2 separate regions of the Homo sapiens genome follow, and region 1 is linked to region 2. A link is an interaction called in ENCODE POLR2A ChIA-PET data of the cell type or tissue named here. Cell type or tissue: CD4-positive, alpha-beta T cell. All regions are shown on one strand. Links, peaks and the distances in the headings refer to the core of each region. The heading gives the core; the rest is flanking DNA.

Region 1 (9,987 bases), core at 1,007-9,006, 120 kb before region 2:
AGTGTTGGGATTACAGGCATGAGCCACTGCACCCAGGTCTTTATCATTTTTCATATGACAAAATCAAACTTCTTTTTATTTTTGAGACAGAGTTTCGCTATTGTTGCCCAGGCTAGAGTGCAATGGCATGATCTCAGCTCACAGCAACCTCTGCCTCCTGGGTTCAAGCAATCCTTCTGCCTCAGCCTCCTGAGTAGCTGGGATTACAGGCACACACCACCATGCTTGGCTAATTTTTGTATTTGTAGTAGGTATGGGGATTCATGTTGACCAGGCTAGTCTCAAACTCCTGACCTCAGGTGATTTGCCTGCCTCGGCCTCCCAAAGCATTGGGATTACAGGCATGAGCCACTGTGTCTGGTTCATATGACAAAGTCAAACTTCTATTACCTGGTGAGCAAACATTAAAAATTCTCACCTGGAGGAGCTGTGCCCCAGCAGTCTAATTTGGACAAACATGTTGTTGAAGAACAGTTCATTCACTTCACTTTATTCAATGCTTCCTGCATGCCAGAATCCGGGCTGGGTGCTACAGAGACACTGACTGACAGAATCCTTGCCCTTGGCCAGGCACAGGTGCTCACGCCTGTAATCCCAGCACTTTGAGAGGCTGAGGTGGGTGGATCACTTAAGTCCAGGAGTTCAAGATCTGCCTGGTCAACATGGTGAAACCTCGTCTCTACTAAAAATACAAAAATCAGCCGGGTGTGGTGGCACGCGGCTGCAATCCTAGCTACTCGGGAGGCTGAGGCAGGAGAATCCCTTGAACCTGGGAGGCAGAGGTTGCAGTGTGCCGAGATCATGCCACTACACTCCAGCCTGGGCAACAGAGGGAGACTCCGTCACCAAAAAAAAAGAAAGAAAAAGAAAAACAAATGCTGATAATAGTGATAAGCGTAAGTCTCATAATCCAAAGCAAAAGTGATAAGGTTAGAGTCTGAATCATGAGCAATACCATCTCACCCAAATCTATTTGGCTTCTCAGCTTTGGAAGGTGAGTAGTGCAATTTCAAATAGTGAGGGATTTGTCCAAAAAATGTATCCAAATCTGTTCAGTTCCTGAGTTCAAACAGTGAGATCTAGAATAGTGACAGATACAAAGTATAGAATACTATACTTTTACCTAAGTTATATCTACTTATACTTTTTAGGGTAATAAGGCATTTTACAACATTTTTACCTTTTGGAAATAAGATCTTCCAGTAAATACTACTTGGACATGTTTTCAGCAATAACCTACATACAAACATGAGAGACCACCTGCTTCTTCCCACTGACACCAGCCCCTCCCTTATCCAGGCCTTTGTTCTCTGCTCAGGTCATTTACCTCCTTCCTTCATCTTCTTTGCCTTCAGGATTCCGCTGACACATTGCATTCTTGGGAGAACCTTCCAATTCCAATTATGGACTAGCTGCTCCTACCCTGTGCTCTTCGCTTGGTGACTATTCTTATCCCTTTTCAGCCCTTCTCACACTGTTTTGTGACTGTCTCTTTATCTGTATTAAGTTGGATATGAATTTGGCTCCTTTCACACAGACCAAAATATAAATAGCTTAAGCAATATAAAGATCACACACACAAGTGAGGCAAATGACCATCTGAGGGTTGAGGAAACTCTGCTGCAAGGGTTGCCCACGATCCTGGTTTCTTGTGTTTTATTACTTTGTCATTCCCTAGGATGTTGTCTCCATTTACAAGGCCAAAACAGGTTCATCATCAGCTCATCACTCTCTAGTCCCGGGAAGGGCAGCATGGAGTTAAAATGACAGGTAGCACCTTCTTTTTTAAACAAGTTATGACTTTTCAAGGACATAGCCAGGGTCTTTGCTTCTGGGAGAAGGTGTGTTGAGTTCAATGTAGGCTGCCCTGAGTTAATGATGGGTTAATGCAACCCAAGTCACTTCCTTATAAGGATGTAACCAGAAGCTGTTCCCATCGCTTCTGTTTATATTATACTAGCCAGATGTTTGTTAGTCACTTTCCTGGCAGCAAGAGCCCTTCTTACTAAAAGGTAGAAGAAAAGAATGGACATTATAGGGCGATAAGCTCTCTGCCACACACACCACACTGGGCATTAAGTTCTGAGTTTGTTCACCATTATGTTAGTAATGCTCAGTACAAAGTGTTTAATGAAATGGCTAAATCTTTGACAGTGCTAGAACAGAGGACATAATTCCGGGAGTTTCTGAACAGAGGACTGGATCTTTTTCACAAGAGAAAGAAAAGTTAGACCGCTGTAGACCAGAATTCAGACTGTTCCGCGAGTCCCCTTGAACAGGCTCTGAACCTTGTTCTTTTTGATGATATGGGGATAACTCTATTTGATCCCTAGTATGAGTTGGGAGCGTTAAGATAACATTTGGCAGTGTGTAGTACACAGATCATGCTGAAAAATATGATCTTCCCTTCCATTTGCAGAAGTGCTGGCAACATCCACTGTCACACTACCTGTCGCAGTATCTGCCTGCTGTTCAACATGTACCATACCTGACTGGCAAAGCCAACGAACACGCAGCCAGTCTGCTCTCTTATGCGTTCTACATTTTATGTCGAGGTTAAGCTAAACTACCAGCAAGTTGGATACTTAGACCTAACATTTAATAGTCAAGAAGATTTTTGCTTTTTCTCATAACCCACATCTATGATATACCTGACTGTGTTTCTCAGGATTGGGTGGATGTCAAGCAGAGTTGAATCTGCTCCTCAAATTTAAGACCTTCTGGTGCATATTCCAATTTTCCCTTCATTCTTTTTTTTTTTTTTTTGAGACAGAGTCTCACTCTGTCACCAGGTTGGAGTGCAGTGGCACGATCTCGGCTCACTGCAACCTCTGCCTCCTGAGTTCAAGCAATTCTCTTGCCTCAGCCTCCCGAGTAGCTGGGACTACAGGCCATGCCACCACACCCAGCTAATTTTTGTATTTTTAGTAGAGACGGGGTTTCACCATATTGATCAGGATGGTCTTGATCTCTTGACCTCGTGATCCGCCCGCCTTGGCTTCCCAAAATGTTGGAATTACAGGCGTGAGCCACCGCACCCGGCTTCCCTTCATTCTTAATCACCTACCTTTAGTATGTGATCCTGATTTGCCTTTTTTTTTCTTTTTTGGTGTTCCCTCTTCTGGTGTCCTAAGGTACCCTCTTCTTCATGCCCTTTCACTGGGCATGGTCATACTCTGCTGAGATGTCTGAATCCTTCTGCGAACTCCTCAGAAAAACGACTGTGTTGGCTGGGCACAGTGACTCACGCCTGTAATCCCAGCACTTTGGGAGGCCAAGGTGGAAGGATAACAAGGTCAGGAGATCGAGACCATCCTGGCTAACACGGTGAAACCCCGTCTCTACTAAAAATACAAAAAATTAGCCGGGCGTGGTGGCAGGCACCTGTAGTCCCAGCTACTTGGGAGGCTGAGGCAGGAGAATGGCAGGAACCCGGGAGGTGGAGGTTGCAGTGAGCCGAGATTGCACCACTGCACTCCAGCCTGGGCAACACAGCAAGACTCCGTCTCAAAAAAAGAAAAAAAAAAAGACTGTTTTATTGACCTTTGTAACCCTGATTTGCTTTTAGTAACATTTTTTCACCACATTCTTTTTGTAAATTTTTTTTTTTTTTGAGACAGAGTCTCACTCTGTTGCCTAGGCTGGAGTGCAGTGGTGCGATCTTGGCTCACTGCAACCTCCGCCTCCGGGTTCATGCGATTCTCCTGCCTCAGCTTCCTGAGTAGCTGGGATTACAGGTGCCTGCCACCACGCCCGGCTAATTTTCATATTTTTAGTAGAGACGGGGTTTCACCATGTTGGCCAGGTTGGTCAAGAACTCCCGACCTCAGGCGATCTGCCCGCCTTGGCCTAGTGCTGGGATTACAGGCATAAGCCACCACGCCTGGCCTTGTAACATTTTTTTTTCTTTTTGTAGAGATGTGGGGGGTCTCACTATGTTGCCCAGGCTGCTCTCGAACTCCTGAACTCAAGTGATCCTCCCACTTAGGCCTCCCAAACATGCTAGGATTACAGGCATGTGCCACTGTGACTGGTCCACATTCTTAAAAGTAGCCTAAAAATTTTTGTAGAATGAGGTGAAGTAAAAATTTAAGAAGAAAGAAAAGTAGGTAACCCGACCCATCTATATATAACTTCCGGATATATTGTGAGCAACACTGTAAATTATGAGTTGAACACAACAAAAATCAAGCCCTTCACAAAGTATTGCCTAGGGACTCATCAAACATATAGAGGCCAAAGGAGAGTCAAATCTGGGACAGTTTGAATATCATAATGATAATAATGGATAATATATTAAAAATAGTAATACTTGACTTTGATGAGGAATGGACTTTATAGAGTTTCAAAGTAACTTCCCATAAAATACACATACATTACAAAGTGAAAAAAAAAGAGTAAAGAGTAACTTTGTAGTGTGAGAAACCTGGAAGAACTACCTCAAGTGATCACAGTGAACATCATGAGTAACAGGACAAACTGAAATCGCATGCCACATGACAAGCGCACAGTGTCACTTTGTAATCTGCCAAAGATGCATAACTTGAGTCTAATCACAAGGAAAACATCAGACACATCCACACTCAAGGAATTTTACAAAGTAACTGGCCTGAAACCTTCACAAGTGTCAAAAGTCAAACCTGAAGAAATGTTCCACGCTTAAAAGAGATTAAAGAATGTAGCAACTAACTGCAGTGGCCTCCTTTTAAAGCAGTGGTCCCCAACCTTTTAGGCTCAGGCACTGGTTTCGTGGAAGATAATTTTTCCACAGACAGGGTCAGGGGAGGTGGTTTCAGGAAGAAACTGTTCCACCTCAGATCATCAGGCATCAGATTCTCATAAGGAGGGTACAACCTAGGTCCCTCAAGTGCACAGTTCACAACAGGGTTCACGCTTCTATGAAAGTCTAATGCTGCCACTGATCTAACAGGAGGTGGAGCTAAGGCAGTAATGCTCGCTCGCCCACCACTAACCTCCCACTGTGCGTCCTGGTTCCTAACAGGAGACAGATAGGTACCTGTCTCCAACCTGGGGGTTAGGGACCTGTTTTAAAGGACATTATCAGGACAACTAGAGGAACGTGAATGGAGGAGGATTAGATGGCAGTGATGTATCAATGTATTAATTCCCTGACTTTGATGGTGGGTTATGTAGGAGAATATCTTCAAGTGTAGAAAATACACATGACAGTATTTGGGAGTGATAGGGCATCAGGTTGGCACTTATTCCTAGATGGTTGTGGAAGGCGGGGGAGGAGATCTCTGTAACTTTTCTGTATAGTCAAAATAGTTCAAAGTAAAAGTTTTATTTGAAAAATGTAACAGTCATTTTATTTCAGCAGTTTAAAAATTGTCCTTTTTCTTAAAGAGGAAGAAGGCATTTTCACACAAGGCTGGCCAGATGGGAAGAATCTTCAGCTTCAGCTTCAGCTTGGCCTCATTCATTTGAAAATAAAATGTTTACATGAGGCCGCGCCTGTGTCCAGCTGAAAGTGGGTCCTTCAGAGCGTGTGGGGGATTCTCTGCCGGCTTGATGGGCTAGCTCCTCTAAGCCGGCTGCTGGAGACATCACCGGCTGAGGGACTCCTGCAAACGTTCATACATGATTTGATCCTGAAAGGAGGGAGAACACAGAATACAGAGACCGTCACTGCTTGTTTTGGGCTGAATGGTGCCCCCCAAAATTCACATGCTGCAGTCCGCACCCGCAGGACCTCAGAATGTGATTGTAACTGGAGAGAGGGTCTTTATAGAGGAGACTGGATTAAAATGAGGTCATACAGGTAGACTCTTATCCAATATGACTGCTCTCCTTACAAAAAGAGGGGATTAGGGCACAGGAGGGAAGAGCATGTGCGCAGAGGGAAAAGCACATGCAGGCGCTGGGAGAAGACAGCCATCAGTGAGGACAAAGGCTCCAGAAGAACCAATCCTGCCCAACACTCTCCAGAACTGTGAGAAAATAAATTTTCCACTTTTTAAGCCACCCAGTCTGTGGTACTTTGTCATAGTAGCTCCTGCTGACTAACTTACTGTTGAAGAGAGGTGATATTTTACCTTCCTGCATCTAAATCCTAATCTAAATCCTACACATGCTCCTTTCCACAGGGGACTCCATGACATTCACAATCGTTGACTCAAGTTTTCCTAAAAAATCAGGTCAAGAGTCTTATGTCTATCTAATTAGTGAAGAAAGCACAATTCTAAACTACACTGAATCCAGATGGAAAGGAGGCAAAGGCAGAAGCTTCTTTTTTTGTTTTTTGAAACGGAGTCTCACTCTGTCGCCCAGGCTGGAATGCAGCGGTGCAATCTCGGCTCACTGCAATCTCTGCCTCCTGGGTTCAAGGGATTCCCCTGCCTCGGCCTCCTGAGTAGCTGGAACTACAGGTGCGCACCACTACGCCCGGCAAATTTTTTGCATTTTAGTAGAGATGGGGTTTCACCATGTTGGCCAGGATGGTCTCAAACTCCTGACCTCATGATCCACCCGCCTCGGCCTCTCAAAGTGCTGGGATTACAGGTGTGAGCCACTGCGCCAGGCCGGGAAAGTAGAAGCTTCTTACACTACATTAACATTCATAAGAAACTGCCAGAATGGGCCGGGCGCGGTGGCTCACACCTGTAATCCCAGCACTTTGGGAGGCTGAGATGGGTGGATCACGAGGTCAGGAGATCGAGACCATCCTGGCTAACATGGTGAAACCCTGTCTCTACAAAAATACAAAAAAATTAGCTGGGCATGGTGGCGGGCGCCTGTAGTCCCAGCTACTCGGGAGGCTGAGGCAGGAGAATGGTGTGAACCTGGGAGGCGGAGCTTGCAGTGAGCCGAGATCGCGCCATTGCGACAGAGCGAGACTCCGTCTCAAAAAAAAAAAAAAAAAAAAAAGAAATTGCCAGAATGTTTTCCAGTGTGGTTGTATCTACATTTTCAGCAACAATGTATAAGAGTTCCAGGCCAGGCGTGGTGGCTCAGGCCTGTAACCCAGCACTTTGGGAGGCTGAGGCGGGCCAATCACCTGAGGTTGGGAGTTGGAGACCAGGCTGACCAACATGGAGAAACCCTGTCTCTACTAAAAATACAAAAAATTAGCCGGGTGTGGTGGCACATGCCTGTAATCCCAGCTACTCGGGAGGCTGAAGCAGGAGAATAGCTTGAACTCAGGAGGCAGAGGTTGTGGTGAGCTGCGATTGTGCCATTGCATTCCAGCCTGGGCAACAAGAGTGAAACTCTGTCTCAAAAAAATAAATAAATAAATAAATAAATAAAAAGAGTTCCAGCTGTTTCATATCCTTGCCACCATTTAGTGTTGCCAATATTTTAAATTTTAGTCATTGTGGTAGGTGTGTAGTAGAATCTCACTGTGGTCAAATTAAAAAAAAATTTTTTTTTTTGAGACGGAGTCTCAATCTGTCGCCCAGGCTGGAGTGCAGTGGTGCAATCTTGGCTCACTGCAACCTCTGCCTCCCAGGTTCAAGCGATTCTTCTGCTTCAGCCTCCTGAGTAGCTGGGACTACAGGTGCGCAGTAGCTGGGACTACAGGTGCGCGCCCAGCTAATTTTTGTATTTTTAGTAGAGATGAGATTTCACTATATTGGCCAGGCTGGTCTTGAACTCCTGACTTCGTGATCTGCCCGCCTCAGCCTCCCAAAGTGCTGGGATTACAGAAGTGAGCCACCGCGTCTGGCAAATTAACATTTTAAATGTTGGGTGGCAATTCCACTCCTGTGTATTCATCCCAAAGAAATACTTGAAGTGTGTTTTTTCTTCTGTGTTTATTTGTTTGTTTTTGAGACAAGGTTTCGTTCTGTAACCGAGGCTGGAGTACAATGGTGTGATCATGGCTCAGTGTAGCCTCAACCTCCTGGGCTCAAGTAATCCTTCTGCCTCGGTCTCCTAAGTAGCTGGGACTACAGGTGCATGACACCATGCCTGGCTAAGTTTTAATTTTTTTGTAGAGACAGGGTCTCACCATGTTGCCCAGGCTGATCTTGAACTCCTGGGCTCAAGCCATTCTCCCACCTCTGCCTCCTGAGTAGCTGAGATAACAGGCATAAGCCCCTGTGCCCAGCTCCAGAGTGATTTTTTTTTAACCCTTCTCCCACCTATGGTGAAGATGTTTTTATTTCCCTGAAATGTATGGGTAAGTCCCTATGGCTTAGTTTGGGTACAGTCTAGCTCCAAGAAATACAAAGCCATTTATCAAAAAGCGTAGAGTAGGTCAAATAATACTTGAATCAGATGATTAAAATTCTGAGATTGTGGGCTGGGCGCAGTGGCTCACGCCTGTAATCCCAGCACTTTGGGAGGCCAAGGCGGGTGGATCACGAGGTCAAGAGTTTGAGACCAGCCTCACCAATATGGTGAAACCCTGTCTCTACTAAAAATACAAAAAATTAGCCAGGCATGGTGGTGCGCACCTATAGTCCCAGCTACTCAGGAGGCTGAGACAGAAGAATCGCTTGAACCCAGGAGGCAGAGGTTGCAGTGAGCCAAGATCATGCCACTACACTCCAGACTGGGTGACAGAGCGAGACTCTGTCTCAAAAAAATAAAAAAAAAATCTGAGATTGTGGAGGCAGAAGAGGTCATTCTCTTTCTGAATAAAGTTGTTAGAGAATCTAGTTAGGAAAACTGTGTTCTAGTCCCTAAGAAACATATAAAATTAAAATCTCTCAAGAACATTCTCACAAAGGCAATTATTTTGCTTGTTTTCAGATCAAAATGAACCATGTAATTTCTTTTTAGGAAGTAGAAGTAGTATACAAAACAATCTGTAAAAGAGTTTAATTCAGCCGGGCGCGGTGGCTCACGCCTGTAATCCCAGCACTTTGGGAGGCAGAGACGGGCGGATCACGAGGTCAGGAGATCGAGACCATCCTGGCTAACATGGTGAAACCCCGTCTCTACTAAAAATGCAAAAAATTAGCCGGGGATGGTGGCGGGCACCTGTAGTCCCAGCTACTTGGGAGGCTGAGGCAGGAGAATGGTGTGAACCCGGGAGGCAGAGCTTGCAGTGAGCAGAGATCGCACCACTGCACTCCAGCATGGACGACAGAGCAAGACTCCGTCTCAAAAAAAAAAAAAAAGAGTTTAATTCATGAGGTCATATCTACTGGTCTAAAATTCTAGTTTCCTTTCTCTATGCATTTAATGGCATTGCTTACCTTTTTTGATATAGATGATCTTACTTTCTTGAAAGCTTCTTCAAAATGCTTATGACTAACCTTGAGTTCACCTATGGAGTAAATGCACAAATATACACATCTCAGTATCGTATGGTAACTGACTTAGAACTTAACTTCCTTTGAAAGACTTCAAAACTTTCAAGGGGTCCACTAAAGAGATCAGTGATGAGATGGGCTCTGTTCTTTTTCAGAACAGTATTCTAGCCAGATATATTCTGCTCATCAGATTTTAATCCAAAACCACCCAAAGAGATCTGCCACTCATAAGTTGGTAACTTTTTGTAGGCCTCTTTGCATTGTTTAACTTAATGGTGATGCCTATGAACAAGAGCCAGAATTATTCAGATAATTCAAATAAATGTAACTGGAATAGAAAGTAGGATTCCATAGTATTAATATTTAAGAGTATGCAACACACAATGAGATCTTATGGAGCCATAATATCATAGAATATTTTATATATAATATATCTCAGCACTGGTTTAGAAGGGAGCTTTAGGTCGGGCGCGGTGGCTCAGGCTTGTAATCCCAGCACTTTGGGAGGCCGAGGTGGGCGGATCATGAGATCAGGAGTTCGAGACCAGCCTGACCAATATGGTGAAATCCCGTCTCTACTAAAAATACAAAAAAAATTAAGTGGGTGTGGTGGCACACGCCTGTAGTCCCAGCTACTCGGGAAGCTGAGGCAGGAGAATTGCTTGAACCAGGAGGTGGAGGTTGCAGTGAGCCGAGATCGCGGCACTGCACTCCAGCCTGGGCGACAGAGCAAGACTCAAGTTTAGAAAATAAATAAATAAAT
Region 2 (9,987 bases), core at 620-8,619:
ACCTCAAGTGATCTGCCTGCCTTGGCCTCCCAAAGTGCTGGGATTACAGGCGTGACCCACCATGACCGGCCCTCCTTTCACTTTTTAAGAATCATTTTGCTGGACATAAAATTCTTTGTTTGGAGAGTTTTTTCCCTTCTTTCTACACTTTATGTTATTCCAGTGCCACCTAGCCTCCATGGTTTCTGATGAGAAATCAGCTGTTAATCTTATTGAGCATCACTGGTATATAATTAATTGCTTCTCTCTTGTTACCTTCTGAATTCCTTCTTCGGCTTTCAATGGTTTGAATATGGCCTGCGTGATGGCTTATGCTTGTAATCCCAGCCCTTTGGGAGGCCAAGGCAGGAGGATTGCTTGAGCCTAGGATTTTGAGGTTACAATGAGCTATGTTCATGCAACCACACTCCAGGCTGGGTGACAGAATGAGACCTTGTCTCAAAAAAACGTTTGATTATGATTTGTCTCAGAAGGACTCTCTTTGAGCTTATCCTACTTGGGATTTGTTGAGGTCCTTGGTTGTGTAGAAACGTTCTTGTTTCTTTGCATACCTATTTTTCTGTTGTTGAAAACTGGACATTTTAGGGTTGTGTTTTGTTTTTGAGATGGGGTCTTTCTCTGTCACCCAGGCTGTAGTGCAGGGGTGTGATCACAGCTCACTGCAGCCTCGACCTGACAGGCTCAGCGTTCTCCCACCTCAGCCTTCCAAGTAGCTGGGACTACAGGTGCACACTACCATGCCTGGACAATTTTTCTCTTTTTTGTTTTTCTGGATTTTTTATAGAGATGGGATTTTGCCTTGCCCAGGCTGGTTTTGAACTCCTGGCTCATGTGATCTGCCCACTTCAGCCTCCCAAAGTGCTGGGATTATGGGCTTGAGCCACTGCCTTGGTCGGTTTCTTTTTTGAGGGTGGGTAGGGGGATGGAGTCTCCCTCTGTTGCCCAGGCTGGAGTGCAGTGACACAATCTCAGCTCTCTGCAACCTCCACCTCCCAGGTTCAAGAGATTCTTCTGCATTAGCCTCCCAAGTAGCTGGGATTACAGGTGCCTGCCACCATGTCTGGCTAATTTTTGTGTTTTTAGTAGAGACGGGATTTCACCACGTTGGCCAGGCTGCTCTTGAACTGCTGGCCTCAAGTGATCCTCCTGCCTTGGACTCCCAAAGTCCTGGAATTACAGGCATGATCCCAGGCCCTCAGTCTGTTTTTGACTTCTGCTGATCAATATATTACCTTTGAGATATCCATGTTTTGTGTATATCAGTAGTTCATTGTTTTCATTACTATTATTCTATTTTATGATTATGCCACAATTTGTTTATCTATTTGCCTGTTCATAATTGTCAGGTAATTTCCAGGTTTTTTTTCCTACATTTTCTTTTTTTTTAGAGATGAGGTCTCACTATGTTGCCCAGGTTAGAGTATAGTGGCTACTCACAAACACAATTATAGTGTACTACAGCCTCGAACTCCTGGGCTTACGTGATTCTCCTGTCTCAGCTTCCCAGGTAGCTGGGACTACAGGTACACACCACTGTGCACAACTCTCTAGTATTTTTAAGTGCATATTTATTCATATTACCTTATATATCTGAATCGTTTTTCTTTATGCACAATTGGTAATTTGCATTCAGTGACGTTTCTCTTTTTCAAGAATATTTTTGTTGTTGTTAATTTTATACTTTAGACAGCAATCCCATGTGTGCAGTGTAAATGTGAATTCAAGTCATATTTATAACCATGGTCCTGACCTGGACCTCTGATTTCTTTTGGGAAATTTCTTTTTTTTTTGAGATGGAGTTTCACTCTTTTTGCCCAGCCTGGAGTGCAATGGTGTAATCTTGGCTCACCACAACCTCTGCCTCCCTGGTTCAAGTGATTCTCCTGCCTTAGCCTCTTGAGTAGCTGGGATTACAGGCATGCGCCACCACCCCTGGCTAATTTTGTATTTTTAGTAGAGATGGGGGCTTCTCCATGTTGGTCAGGCTGGTCTTGAACTCCCAACCTCAGGTGATCTGCCCCCCTCGGCTTCCCAAAGTGCTGGGATTACAGATGTGAGCCACCGTGCCCAGCCTTTCTCTTCTTTTTTTTTTTTTTTTTTTTTTGAGATGGCATCTTGATCTTGTCACGCAGGCTGGAGTGCAGTGTCATTAGCTCACTGCAACCTCCCCCTCCCAGGGTCAAGCGATTCTCCTGCCTCAGCCTCTCGAGTAGATGGGATTACAGGCGCCCAACACCACACCTGTCTAATTTTTCTTTTTTAGTATTTTTAGTAGAGATGGGGTTTCAGCCTGTGGCCAGGCTGATCTCAAACTCTTGACCTCAGGTGATCTGCCCGCTTCAGCCTCCCAAAGTGCTGGGATTACAGGCGTGAGCCACTGTGCCTGGCCTCTTTTGGGGAATTTTGTTTTTTTACCCAAAGTGAAGCTTTTTTGAAATGTTCATTTGCTTTTTGTATCTCTTTATTAATCATAAACCCTGCTTATACATGGGACTGATCCATAGGATTCCTGTAATCAATGCCATATTTTCCTTGCTTATGAGGTTTCAGTTTTTGACTCTGTTCCCTACTTGGACAATAAAGTCCCAGTTGGCAATTGTTCGATCCATGAGTAGTTACAATTCCCTCAAGGGTTTTTCAGCTCTGCTTCACTGATTCCTCTAATTTGGGTTTATGAAACTAGGGTAATCCCACCTTTTAATGAATAAGTTTACTGTTTATTTTTAAAATTATTTTTATTTTTGTTTTTGAGTTGGGATCTTGCTCTTGTCACTCAGGCTGGTGTAGATTGGTGGGACCACAGCTCACTGTAACCTCAAACTCCTGGGCTCAAGTGATCCTCCTGACTCAGCCTCCCAAGTTACTGGGAATACACGCATGTACTACCACACTCAGCTGTTTTTTTAAAATTTTATTTTTGTAGAGAGAGGGTTTTACCCAGGCTAGTCTTGAACTCTTGGCTTCAAGTGAGTTCAAGATCCTGCTGCCCTGGCCTCCCAAAGTACTGGGGTAACGTGTGAGCCACCATGCCTGACCTAGTGTTTATTTTTTAATGTTGCTTTTTATGTGGCATTTGTGTTTGGCACTGGATGGAAGGAAGATAAATTCTGTGTCAATTAGGTTTATTGATGCAGATATTCAATCAATATTGACTGAATTTCTGTGTAAGAAGATTGAAGATATTGCTTTCCTGCTTTACTGCATATAGGGTTGCCAAGATTGTACCAAGATCACATTTTTTTCCTTTATACTATGATTCTATTTTTAAATTTGTGAATAAGGTGAGAGGTATGAGCCAAAGTTTTTGTTGTTGTTGTATATGGCTGTTTAGTGGTTCCAGAACAGTTTGTTCTGGAAAAGAATATAGCTTCTCCGTTAAATCGTCTTTGTATGTTTATCAAAAAAATTAATTGACCATATATTTGTGGGTCTATTTCTATATTCTTAATTTTGTTCCAAAATATCTATGCATCTATCTCTCCTTTCATGAATATCACAGTGTTTTGATTGTGGTAGCCCTTAGTACATCTTGAAATCAGGTAGTGTGAGCCCTTCAACTTTGCTCTTTTTCAAAATTGTCTTGGCTGTTGAAATTCCTTTGTCTTTCCATATAAATTTTAGAATACGGTTAAGATTTCTACAAAAATGCTAATATTGTTTTAATTGGATTGCATTGAACCTATAGATCTGTTTTGGAAGAACCGACATTTTAACAATATTGAGTCTTCTAATCCATGAACATGATTTTTTTTTTTTAGGTTTTTAGATTTTATTTAGGTTTTCTCTTTTCTCTCTTTCTTTCTTTCTTTCTGTCTGTCTGTCTTTCTTTCTTTCTTTTTCTTTCTTTTTTTTTTCTTCTGGGTCTTGCTGTCTCACCCAGGCTGGAGTGCACTGGTGTGATCATTGCTCACTGTAGCTCAACCTGCCAGGCTCAAGTCATCCACCCAACTCAGCCTCCCAAATAGCTGAGACTACAGACACACCACACGGCTGGCTAATTTTTGCATTTTTTGTAGAGATGGGGTTTCACCATATTGCCTAGGCTGGTCTCCAACCTCTGGGCTCAAGTGATCTACCCACCTTGGCTTCCCAAAGTGCTGGGATTACAGGCATGAGCCACTGCATCTGACCTATTTAGGTTTTCTTTTATTTCATCAGTGTCTTGTATTTATCACATACAGATCCCGGAGATATCTTAATAGACTTATTCCTAAGTATTTCATGATTTTTTATGATATTATAAGTAGTACTGTTTGGATTTTTTTTTTTTTTTTGAGACAGGGTCTCTGTCACCCAGGCTGGAGTGCAGTGGTGTGATCTGGTCTCACTGCAACCTCCACCTCCCGGATTCAAGCTATTCTCCTGCCTCAACCTCCCCAGTAGCTGGGATGACAGGTGCCCCCCACCATGTCTGGCTAATTTTTATATTTTTAGTAGAGATGGGTTTTCACCATGTTGGCCAGGCTGGTCTCGAACTCCTGACCTCAGGTGATCTGCCTGCCTTGGCCTCCCAAAGTGCTGAGATTACAGGCATGAACCACCATGCCTAGCCTACTGTTTTGATTTTTAACTGGCAATTGCTAGTATATGGAAATGCAATTAATTTTTGTGTGTTAACCTTGTGTCCTCTCTTTGCTAATAATACAGTCTATGTAGACAAAATTGATTACTTCATTTCCAGCCTATAAATATTTTTTTCTTGCCTTATTGTGCTGACTAGACATAACAGAAGAAAAACAAGGTGCAACAATGAAAACAGGAAGATTGAGGGTTTGCCCTATGACTTCACTTCTTTGATGGATCTAAGAAGAGTTTTTGATTTTTCAGTTTGTTTGGGTTTTTACTTGTAAGAACAGAGTTGCTACTTTTAGGTCTGTACGTGCTAAACCAGAAACCCTAACGGTTCAGTTTATACTTTTAAAATATAACACATATTTTATTTTACTTATGTATTTTATTATATTATATTTTTTTGAGGCAAGGTCTCGCTCTGTTCCCCAGGATGAAGTGCAGTGGCATGATCATGGCTAACTGCAGCCTCGACCCCCTGGTCTCAAGTGATCCTCCCATCTCAGCCTCTTGAGTCACTTGGACTATAGACATGTTACACCATGCCTCGCTAATAGAACATGTATTTTAAAACAAAAATTATATTAACACACAAACACCATTTATTGTTTTTTATCCTGATAATTTCTTTCTCCCAAATTTTGTATTCCTTGTAGTTGAGACATTGCAACCTTTTTTTTTTTTTTTTTTTTTTTTTTTACTTTCACCAGTATTGTTTAATACATGTTGCTTCATTTCTCTGTGAACATTTGGTGTTGTCAGGGTTTTTTTTTTTTTTAAAGCTATTCTCCTAAGTGTGAAGTAGTATCTAATTGCAGTTTTAAAGCATTTCTCTGCTGAGCACTGCTACATGTACTTATTGACCATTCACACATCTACTTAAAACTTTTGCCTAAGGTTGTAAAGATGTTCTAAATTTTCTTCTGGAAGAGTTACAGTTTTAACTTACACATTTAGGTTTATCGCATATTGCTAATTAATTTTTGTGTATGATGTGAGGTAGAGATTGAGGCTCATGTTTTCATAGTTTTTTTCTGGTTGTTTCAGCTCAATCTTTTTTTTTTTTTTTTTTTTTTTTTTAGTATTTATTGATCATTCTTGGGTGTTTCTCGGAGAGGGGGATTTGGCAGGGTCATAGGACAATAGTGGAGGGAAGGTCAGCAGATAAACATGTGAACAAGGGTCTCTGGTTTTCCTAGGCAGAGGACCCTGCGGCCTTCCGCAGTGTTTGTGTCCCTGGGTACTTGAGATTAGGGAGTGGTGATGACTCTTAAGGAGCATGCTGCTTTCAAGCATCTGTTTAACAAAGCACATCTTGCACCGCCCTTAATCCATTTAACCCTGAGTGGACACAGCACATGTTTCAGAGAGCACGGGGTTGGGGGTAAGGTTATAGATTAACAGCATCCCAAGGCAGAATAATTTTTCTTAGTACAGAACAAAATGGAGTCTCCTATGTCTACTTCTTTCTACACAGACACAGTAACAATCTGATCTCTCTTTCTTTTCCCATTTCCCCCTTTTCTATTCGACAAAACCGCCATCGTCATCATGGCCCGTTCTCAATGAGCTGTTGGGTACACCTCCCAGACGGGGTGGCGGCCGGGCAGAGGGGCTCCTCACCTCCCAGACGGGGTGGCCGGGCAGAGGCGCCCCCCACCTCCCGAACGGGGCGGCTGGCCGGGCGGGGGCTGCCCCCCACCTCCCTCCTGGACGGGGCGGCTGCCGGGCGGAGATGCTCCTCACTTCCCAGACGGGGCGGCTGCTGGGCGGAGGGGCTCCTCACTTCTCAGACGGGGCGGCCAGGCAGAGACGCTCCTCACCTCCCAGACGGGGTGGCAGTCGGGCAGAGACACTCCTCAGATCCCAGATGGGGTCGCGGCCAGGCAGAGGCGCTCCTCACATCCCAGACGGGGCATCGGGGCAGAGGAGCTTCCCACATCTCAGAGGATGGGCGGCGGGCAGAGACGCTCCTCACTTCCTAGATGGGATGGCAGCTGGGAAGAGGCACTCCTCACTTCCCAGACTGGGCGGCTGGGCAGAGGGGCTCCTCACATCCCAGACGATGGGCGGCCAGGCAGAGACGCTCCTCACTTCCCAGACGGGGTGGCTGCCGGGCAGAGGCTGCAATCTCGGCACTTTGGGAGGCCAAGGCAGGCGGCTGGGAGGTGGAGGTTGTAGCGAGCCAAAATCACGCCACTGCACTCCAGCCTGGGCAAGATTGAGCACTGAGTGAGCGAGACTCTGTCTGCAATCCCGGCACCGTGGGAGGCACAGGCGGGCAGATCACTCGCGGTCAGGAGCTGGAGACCAGTCCGGCCAACACTGCGAAACCCCGTCTCCACCAAAAAATACAAAAACCAGTCAGGTGTGGCGGCGCACGCCTGCAATCCCAGGCACTCGGCAGGCTGAGGCAGGAGAATCAGGCAGGGAGGTTGCAGTGAGCTGAGATGGCGGCAGTACAGTCCAGCCTCGGCTGGACATCAGAGGGAGACCGTGGAAAGTGGGAGACGGGAGAGGGAGACGGGAGAGGGATAGGGATAGGGAGAGGGAGAGGGAGAGGGAGAGGGAGAGGGAGAGGGAGAGCCCATTTTTTAAGTAGGATAAGAGACAGCGGCTATCTTAATTTTATGGTAATTCAATCATTACCACTGATTATGGTACCAGCTTTTAAAATTTTCCCAGGATAAAATAGCAGATAAAGAATGTGAAATATGGTCCAGCACAGTGGCTCACGCTTGTAATCCCAGCACTTTGGCAGGCCAAGGTGGGCAGATCACTTGAGGCCAGGAGTTTGAGACCAGCCTGGCCAACATGGCGAAACCCCGTCTCAACTGAAAACACAAAAATTAGCTTTGTCTTTTCATATAAATTTTGGAATATGGTTAAGATTTCTGCAAAAAATGCTACTATTGTTGCATGGTGGCATGTGCCTGTAGTCCCAGCCACTTGAACTGGGGAGGCGGAGGTTGCAGCGAGCTGAGATGGCATTACTGCACTCTAGCCTGGGCGACAGAGTGGGACTCTTGCCTCAAAAAAAAAAAAAAAAAAAATGCGAAATAGCTTGTATTTCCTACTCCATCTCGGGGAATACATGTGAGATGAGGTTTATGATTTTGATAAAATCTGGACTAATATAAATAAAATCTGTCATGATAGTGTGGATCATTCATTCAGGAACCATTTATTAACCACCAGCTATTTATAGAATAGAAAGTATTGGGATATAAAAATTAATAAAATCTGTTACTTTTATCATAATCTAAAGCAGGGGTGTCTAATCTTTTGGCTTCTTTGGGCCACACTGGAAGAATTGTCCTGGGCCACATATAAAACACACTAACACTAATGATAGCTGATGAGATGAAATAAAAAAAATGGCAAAAACAATTTCATAACGTTTTAATAAAGTTTATAAATTTATGGTAGATTGCATTCAATGCCGTTCTGGACCACATGTGGCGTATGGGCAATGGGCTGAACAAGCTTGATCAAACGTGTTCTGTCCAGAATTGGTGGGTTTTTGGTCTCACTGACTTTAAGAATGAAGCCACGGACCCTCGTGGTGTTACAGCTCTTAAGGTGGCACATTTGGAATTTGTTCCTTCTGATGTTCAGATGTGTTCGGAGTTTCCTCCTTCCGGTGGGTTCGTGGTCTCACTGGCTCAGGAGTGAAGCTACAGACCTTCGCGCTGTCACAGCTCATAAAGGCAGCGTGGACCCAAAGAGTGACAAACAGCAGGATTTATTGCAAAGAGCAAAAGAACAAACCTTCCACACTGTGGAAGTGGACCCGAGTGGGTTGCCACTGCTCGCTGGGGCAGCCTGCTTTTATTCTCTTATCTGGCCCCACCCACATCCTGCTGATTGGTAGAGCCCAGTGGTCTGTTTTGACAGGGTGCTGATTGGTGCCTTTACAATCCCTGAGCTAGACACAAACGTTCTCCACATCCGCACCAGAGTAGCTAGATACAGAGGGTGGACTGGTGCATTCACAAACTCTGAGCTAGACACAGGGTGCTGATTGGTGTGTTTACAAACCTTGAGCTAGATACAGAGTGCCGATTGGTGTATTTACAATCCCTGAGCTAGACATAAAGGTTCTCCAAGTCCCGACCAGAGTAGCTACATACAGATTGTCGATTGGTGCATTCACAAACCCTGAGCTAGACACAGGGTGCTGATTGGTGTGTTTACAAACCTTGAGCTAGATACAGAGTGCCAATTGGTGTATTTACAATCCCTTAGCTAGACATAAAGGTTCTCCACGTCCCCACCAGACTCAGGAGCCCAGCTGGCTTCACCCAGTGGATTCACCACGGGGGCTGCAGGTGGAGCTGCCTGCCAGTCCCGTGCCGTGCGCCGGCATTCCTCAGCCCTTGGGTGGTGGATGGGACTGGGCGCCGTGGAGCAGGGAGCGGCGCTCGTCGGGGAGGCTCGGGCCGTACAGGAGCCCACGGAGGTCGGGGAGGCTCAGGCATGGCGGGCCGCAGGTCCCGAGCCCTGCCCGGCGGGAAGGCAACTAAGGCCCGGTGAGAAATTGAGCACAGCAGCTGCTGGCCCAGGTGCTAAGCCTCTCACTGCCCAGGGCCGGCGGGGCCCGCGGGGCCGGCTGGCAGCTCCCAGTGCAGGGCCCGACGAGCCTACGCCCACCCAGAACTCGCGCTGGCCCACAAGCACAGCACGCAGCCCCGGTTCCCGCCCGCGCCTCTGCCTCCACACCTCCCCGCAAGCTGAGGGAGCCGGCTCCGGCCTTGGCCAGCCCAGAAGGGGGCTCCCACAGTGCAGCGGCGGGCTGAAGGACTCCTCAAGTGGCGCCAAAGTGGGAGCCCAGGCAGAGGAGGCGCCGAGAGCGAGCGAGAGCGAGTGAGGGCTGTGACGATTGCCAGCACGCTGTCACCCCTCAGTGTGACTGGCTAAGCACATAAGGAAGATAGTTGATGAGTATTTTTTTTCACCTTAAGATAACTGAGTATGTAATGAATATTCTGATAGAGATATGTACAAGGTACAATGGGAGTTTGGTAATAGCTGGTTTAATTAATTAGATAATCTGTTAATTGTATGTCTAGCTTTAACCTGTGAACCCTTTATGAATCTATGAACCTGTACTGCATCAGGCAAATCCAGTTGGGTTTTTGTGTTTTTTGTTGTTGTTGTTTGCTTATTTTTTTGAGACATAGTTTCATTTTGTTGCCCAGGCTGGAGTGCAATGGAGCAATCTCAGCTCACTGCAACCTCCACCTCCTGGGTTCAAGTGATTCTCCTGCCTCAGCCTCCCAAGTAGCTGGGATTACAGGCATGCACCACCACCCCTGGCTAATTTTGTATTTTTAGTAGAGACGGGGTTTCTCCGTGTTGGTCAGGCTGGTCTCGAACTCCCGACCTCAGGTGATCCGCCCGCCTCGGCCTCCCAAA

Evidence for each region. Peaks named below come from ENCODE experiments on the same cell type or tissue, not always from the same donor. Only the 100,000 strongest peaks of a DNase experiment are listed, where the experiment ranks them.
Region 1: POLR2A ChIA-PET joins it to region 2 with 6 read pairs; 5 of 35 experiments call an interaction of 5 or more read pairs at or near these places.

The regions. Positions count from the first base shown.
Region 1 is chr1:224,222,059-224,232,045 of GRCh38, forward strand. It overlaps NVL (nuclear VCP like), which reads right to left. Exons shown (of 23, transcript NM_002533.4): 22 at 9,168-9,238; 23 at 5,287-5,612. The coding sequence ends at 5,568. LOC101927164 (a long non-coding RNA gene) reads left to right here. Exons shown (of 3, transcript NR_110668.1): 2 at 1,356-1,770; 3 at 5,368-5,985. Among named protein-coding and RNA genes, the nearest start is that of MIR320B2, 30 kb to the right of the region's middle. In CD4-positive, alpha-beta T cell, for the core only: no CTCF peak of the experiment used is centred there; no DNase peak of the experiment used is centred there.
Region 2 is chr1:224,343,585-224,353,571 of GRCh38, forward strand. No RefSeq gene overlaps it. Among named protein-coding and RNA genes, the nearest start is that of CNIH4, 8.3 kb to the right of the region's middle. In CD4-positive, alpha-beta T cell, for the core only: no CTCF peak of the experiment used is centred there; a DNase peak (open chromatin) is centred at 4,777.